Regions from separate parts of the Homo sapiens genome. Here region 2 is linked to region 1. Evidence: chromatin contacts called from ENCODE Hi-C data. All regions are on one chromosome and are shown on one strand. Each heading gives the region's core, a stretch centred on a gene start or an enhancer-like site at or near the end of the contact. The rest is flanking DNA. Distances are from core to core; before and after follow the strand shown. Region 1 holds the start of HTR4 (5-hydroxytryptamine receptor 4). Region 2 has its middle 76 kb from the start of HTR4.

Region 1 (3,102 bases), core at 227-2,726:
TCTCTCTCTATATATATATATATATATATATATATACACATACATACATACATATATATAAAATTAGGCCCAGTGGAAATAAGAAGGAAGGGACAGATGCAAATGACAGAGTGGAAATAGAGTCCCCAGGAACTGGCAAATGTTTGAGTAGAAAGTGGGGAGAAGGGGAACAGAGGTGGAGGTGTCAAAGATGATTCAGGCTCTGAGCATCCATGAGTGAGGATAATGGCTTTATTTAAGTGAGGTGTTTGGTTTAGGGAAGGGGAGTAGTGGCAAATTCAAGTTTAGATCTTATTGTCATTAAAGAAACAATCTACAGCTCCTCTCCTTTTAAATTTTTCATAGGGGATATGAGATAAATACATATTCAAGACATACACACCAAGGAAAGAACTAACAGGTGGAAATGGCTGAGAGATGTTGAGACAAAAACTTGGCACAAAGATGGTGAAGAAGACATACACAGAATGGGGACTCAGATGGGAGGAGAAGGAAAGAAGAGAGAAAAAAGTGTAAGAGTAAGATGGGGAAGAAATATAGACCATGAGGAAGAAGGAAGGACCTAACAAAATAGAGGGAAAATGAGAGACAAGGCATGTCAACAGAGAGAAACTAAAAAAGGGACCAACTCAAAGGTTTCTAGCATGGATAAGTTGGTCAATTTAAATTTCCAGTTCACTTGAGATGTGCTTACAATCGTTAAGTTAATAATTTTTAAGATTGTCTTTGCAGATTTATTTACTTTCAGAAGTTAATCACTGTCCACAGCTTCTCTGTTTTGTTTAGGTTCCAGGAGGCCTCAGTGGCCCTTGAGGGGGTGAATTATTCACCCATTACCCCTTTGCTCCCTGCCTGCCTCCGTGAAGGAAGGCTCTGCTCGCTCCTGCCCTTCCCAACATGCTTAGGCTAACTCTTGAATTATTTTATCCTTGGAATTTGAGGCTTTTGTCACATGTGTTGAGGAAAAATATTTTTCACTCTGTCACCGTCCCTCACAGGTACTGCAACTCACTAAGTGGCACACCTGCACCACACAACTGTGAGTTTATGCCCGTGTTACAGACGGGAGCGTTGAGGCTTGACTCTTGTTTAATTACATGCTCAAGGTCACAGGTGGTCAAAGCTGGGAGGACAGGCTAAGACAGCAAATAGTGGACTATCAATATGGACAGGATCATTTAGGAAGACTTCAGGCAAATGGAATCATTGTCTCTGGAAAACTTGAGTCTTATATCCAAGGTGCTACGAAGCTCACTCTGAACCCTGCACCCAAACTCTCCCTGCTCTGGCAGAGGCAGAGGCATAAGAAGGAAGTAAACTATACAGGGATAGGATTTCCCTGGCACAGACGCCACAAACGCTTTCATGTTTATTATATTTGAATAGAGGAAGTGGGCACTCAGAGAGGCTAACCAACTTGTCCAAGGTCACCCAGGAGCCTGCAGTCAGCCCAGGGCTCCTTCCTGCCCTCCATCAGATGAGCAGCGCTCCGGCCAGGGAGGGCGCGTGCTGGCCAGCCCGGAACGGGTGAGATCGCTCCAGCCCGCCTCTGTGCCCACTCCCCTGTGCGCCCTGCCGGCAGAGCGGCACCCCCGCTGTCCCTGGCGCCCAGTGGGGGCGGCAGCGGGCAGGGCAGCGGGGACCACCGGGGCTGGGGGCTGTTGAGCCCGTGGAGTCCGGCTCGGTTGGGGAGAAGGACGATGCGCGGCGAGCCCAGGTGATCCGGGGCTGGGGTCCTGCGCCCGCAGCCCCTGGCCCGCGCCTCACGCTCGCCGGCTCCCCAGCGCGGGGGCTGGAGCCCGCACCCGAGGGGGCGGCAGGGAGGGCGCAGGCAGCGGCTGGGAGCGCAGCGGCAGCGGCGGCAGCAGAAGCTCGGCTCAGCGGCTGGGGGTGGCCGCTCGAATCTGCCAGGGCACCTCGCTCCCTCGCCTCTGGCAGCGGGTATGTGCGGCAAGTGCGCCGGGGGTCGGGACCCCAGGAGCCCACGGGTGCCGGTGGGGACGCGGCGGGGGCGGGGCAGCACGACGGGGTCGGGGGCTTGGGGGTTCTGGACTCAGGACACCCGGCTTTGCGGCAGGGTGGGCTTCGGGGCGGCTCAGGGTGTAGGTGGGCTGGCTGGTTGTATACAACGTGTTTCCAGCGTGGGATCACTGTAGGCTTGGGGCTGGTGCTTTCCACTTGTGTATGTAAGTACTTGTGAAACTGCATGTGTGCTCACTGACTATACAAGGGAGGTTGTGTATGTAAAGATTTGTGTGTGTGCGTGTGTGTAAGAGAGAGCGCGCACAGGCTGTGCATCCATAGCCAAGTGTGTAACTGGATGTGTGTGTGGACTCTATGGCTGGTCCTTGATGTGCAGCCCAGAGTGTGCTGTGTGTGTGTGTGTGTGTGTGTTAGAGAGAGAGAGACAAGATAGTGTGTCTTGAGCGTCCACTTTGATGTGTGTGTATACGTAGCCATGAGTGTGTGGGTACGATGTGCTGCATAAAGCCTTGGCGGTCACTGCCGGTACTCGCAACCATCCTGCAGTTGCCTTTCACAGAATCCCAATCCCGATTTCAGATGCATTTCCTCACAGCTTGCTACCCTGTGCGGCACTGTGCTGTTAGTTGTCTTTGAAAGAAGTGGATGTTGGTACAAGGAAGTGGCAGCTGGCAGAGGTCAAAAAGTGGTAGGCATGAGCTTGTCTTCCTAGAGTTCAATGTTAAGAGAAAATCTTGGCTTGATTTCCATTTGGTCCAATCAAATGAAGAAACAGAATGTTTCTTAGGGTATAGGTTTGGCATGAACCAAAGGAGGCTTTTGATGGAAGGACACTGGTTCAAGTTTGCCCTCCCTGTCTTCCATCGCTGGGATGGATTCTCTGGCCCTTAAAGCTGTGGGTGACTGTGGTGAGCAGTAGTGGATATTTACCCTGTCCCTGGAATGGAACTTGAGCATCAGTGACCAAGGGAGATGTTGCTGCGTGCTCCTGGTGAGCACAGGTTTTGAAGGAAAAGGACGTGGGTGGTGGATGCGGTGCCCTGAAAACAAGGAAAGAGTCAGGGAAGGGATGAGACCTGCAGAGTTCTGAAGAGCAGCTCTCACCTAGGAAATATACAA
Region 2 (3,102 bases), core at 429-2,928, 76 kb before region 1:
CCACTTGACTTTTTCCCCCTATAGGGGCTGACTTGCCGTTTTCTGCCTAAATGTCAAATTTTTTTCTGGATTCTTAACACTTAACAGTTTAACCAGGAAATTTCCCAATTTAGACCATTCTGTATCAATTTCTCTTGACATAATTGTCCTCTTTTTTATCCATTAATACCGTTCTTCTTTTCAGAAAACTTTTTAGGTTATATCTTTGAATTCTCTTTTTTCTTTCCTTGTACTCTAAGGATGTCAGTTGTCTTCACGTTGGATAATTTTTTCTCTCTGTATCTACCTTTATTTTAATTGCTTTGTCTTTTCATCCTGCATTTTCTATGACTGTCCCCAGCCATCTCTCCATGACATTTGCAGCTACATTTTTCTCTCCTTTGCAATTTATAACTTATTACATTTATAACTCATTGTTTTGTTTTTCAATTTTTCTTAGCTCCACAATGTCTTCTTCCATCTTCTTTATTTTATAATTTATCTTAGAGGTACTGTTTTACTGAATTGATATTCTTAATGAACTCTTCTCTGTAATTAAGCGTTCAAAAAGAACTTGCACTTCACCTTTGAGTTTTATTTTCTTCCTGAGGGTTTTTGGTTTTGGTTTTGTTTTGCCTTTTTCTTGCTTACTACTTATTTTGTAGTAGCAGATTTGCATAATTTTGTACTGTTTCTTTTCATTTTGCTCATGCTTAACAGGGAGCAGTTTTGTTTGTAGTTTCTGTAAAATGACGCGGATGGATTCTCCTTGATGTCTTTCTCACTTTATCTGGAACTATCGTGTCTTCTCCTCACCAAAGAATCAGTTTCAGAGGTGGGTGTGGCTTTCTATTTATTTTTTAATTAAAGCATATTCTTTTGAATTCTCAGTATTTCGTTGACTACCTTTGCTTTTGGGAGAAGGGCTGGCCTTAGAAGTTGTACCAGTCATATCAGAATCTTTCTTTTCATGGATGCCAAACCTTATGATTCAAGCAGTACCCTTTCCTCTCTAGCCGCTAATGTATTATTTGGCTTAAAAAATAACCATTTCATCAGGTGGGGAAAGAAGTTTCTGTGATCCTGTTTTGCTCTGCTATCTTTACGTGGAGTTGGGTGTTAAAGCAAGAGCCAGGTGCATTTTTGGGAGGAATTAGTTATGAAAAGAAACAGACCAGATGATTTTTGAAGTTTCTTTTAGCTCAACATACTGAGATACGACTATTATGACAACAGGGGTCGCCCGACCGTTGAAAATTACCAAGTTCAACAATGTAATAGTAAGAGGCATTGCAATTGTCAGACCACTAGAGGGCAGATCTTGGCCACAATTGGAAGTAGTCACAGTAAATAGTTACTATTGTCAAATGAATTGTGCTGGAGCTCCTTTAAACTTTTACAAAAAAATCTGAAAAGGACAAACTGCAGGGAAACCGAGCTCAAATTATCTGACAGTTGGGGGCTACTCATTTGTAAAAGGGGTCCCGTGATTCTCTGTCTTGCCATCTGTATCCATCTCCCCTTAGGTGTTCACTTTTGCCAATCCCCCCGTCATCCAAGCTTGAAAACTAGTAAAGCATGCCCAGATCCTCCATTCGCTGTGCTATTTTCCAGCTGGCAGGTAGAAATTTGAAACACCTCGCCCAGAGTTACAGCCGCCCAGCTCATAAATGGTGAAGACCTGAAATGGAGCCCACCTTGCTGGCTCCTGTGCCTTCTGAACACCTCTCCAGGAGAGCAAGCTCTTGTCACTGATACTTCACTTCTAGCATTGAAACCGCAAGAGAAGCAATACCAGCAAGAGATGAATCAAATCCTCCCTTCAGCCCTTGCTGTTGGCAGCTCCCTATGGCATTCTGAATCATTACCCTGGACAGACTTTTGTGACCCAAGGATAAGCCTCCTTACAACAAAGATAATAGAAACCTGCCTTTGCTGCCAAGGATGTTTCATTTGTCTCTCATACTGGGTCTTGCTGCTGGAGGTAACATTTGCCAGCATAAACTTTCAGCCTGCTGTTTACCAAATTCCTCTGTACATCACTCATCATGCTTCACCAGGGAATTCAAGGCTTATTTTGCCCTCCTGGACTGCTTTCCTAGCCTTAAGTCTTTGGCGACACATTACATCACATACATGTAAGACAGATGCCTGCTTTTCCCTCCACTCAGGGAAGCTCTGAACCCACGATGTCAGTAAAATCCTGCTAAAGTTTTCAGATCAGGATGTAAGTTATGTGCTCTGTTAGTAATACAAATTGGGAGTATCCTTGATATGACTGTGTCCTTACAAGAAGAGATGTTTTATTTTCTTCATGTAGATTTAGTTTGGGCTATCCCAGAAAAATCACTGTTTTCTCTTGGGAAATATGTTGGCTTAAATATTGATAGATCTTCCTAAGACCTGATTCCTCCCAACAGGCAGCAGGCAGATCTGATGTTTTGTTTCAGCTGAGCTGTAAACATGATCTGCAGCTGGTGTGGTTTAGTTCACTGTGGATTAAAGTGTTCTGTGTCCCCCAGTCAGATGAACATATGTAGAGAACTATACTTTCTAGTGGCCTTGTCTGGAGCCCAGAATAGTGGAAAGGATATGTTTTTATTGTGATTTATTCTATCAAAGAAATAAATTGGGCCTTAAATTAGGGAAGGGGGTAGGTTTGCTTTTTCATTCCTCTGGGGCTGAAGCAGGTAAGAGTTTGGACTCAATGGGCAAAAAAGACAATAAAATTCTCATGGGGGAGATGAGCCAGTTCTTGAAAGGAAGGAAGGAGGAAAAACACTCTCAGACCTATGGATCATAGGAGTGGTTCTATCTCGTATCAGTTACAAATTTTCATTTTCCTTGCATTATTATCAATATTTCAGTAGACATCAGACCTCACAGCTTAGCATGTGCTGGGTTAAGGAGAATTAGGAAAAGGTCTGTGTTCTTCTGGCATGGGCTATACCAAGACAGGGGCTGTGTCCCTTGGGCTGTGTTCTTTGAGAACATCTTGCAAAAAGATCCTGAGAAACAGTTGTGAGAGGTGACCAGCAGAGGGGCCTACAGCAGTGGTTCAGAGTAAGAGATGGCCAATGATAATCAAGGTGGATTTGTTATTGTGTGAACTATTTCCTGAGA

Evidence for each region. A loop is a pair of places that touch in the nucleus more often than their neighbours do. Pooled maps may share reads with other maps.
Region 2: a map of left cardiac atrium shows a loop between it and region 1 (2.2-fold over the local background). The contact joins the enhancer-like site here to the promoter of HTR4 in region 1. A Hi-C loop is called at or near these places in 1 of 168 maps with a recorded cell type or tissue (left cardiac atrium) and 5 of 50 pooled maps.

Annotation. Positions count from the first base shown.
Region 1 is chr5:148,652,901-148,656,002 of GRCh38, reverse strand. HTR4 (5-hydroxytryptamine receptor 4) reads left to right here and starts at 1,476. Exons shown (of 7, transcript NM_000870.7): 1 at 1,476-1,941.
Region 2 is chr5:148,729,292-148,732,393 of GRCh38, reverse strand. No RefSeq gene overlaps it. Among named protein-coding and RNA genes, the nearest start is that of HTR4, 76 kb to the right of the region's middle. Within about 2 kb of position 1,678, at least 2 of the 41 ENCODE cell types and tissues checked have a DNase peak (open chromatin) inside an H3K27ac peak, as active enhancers do.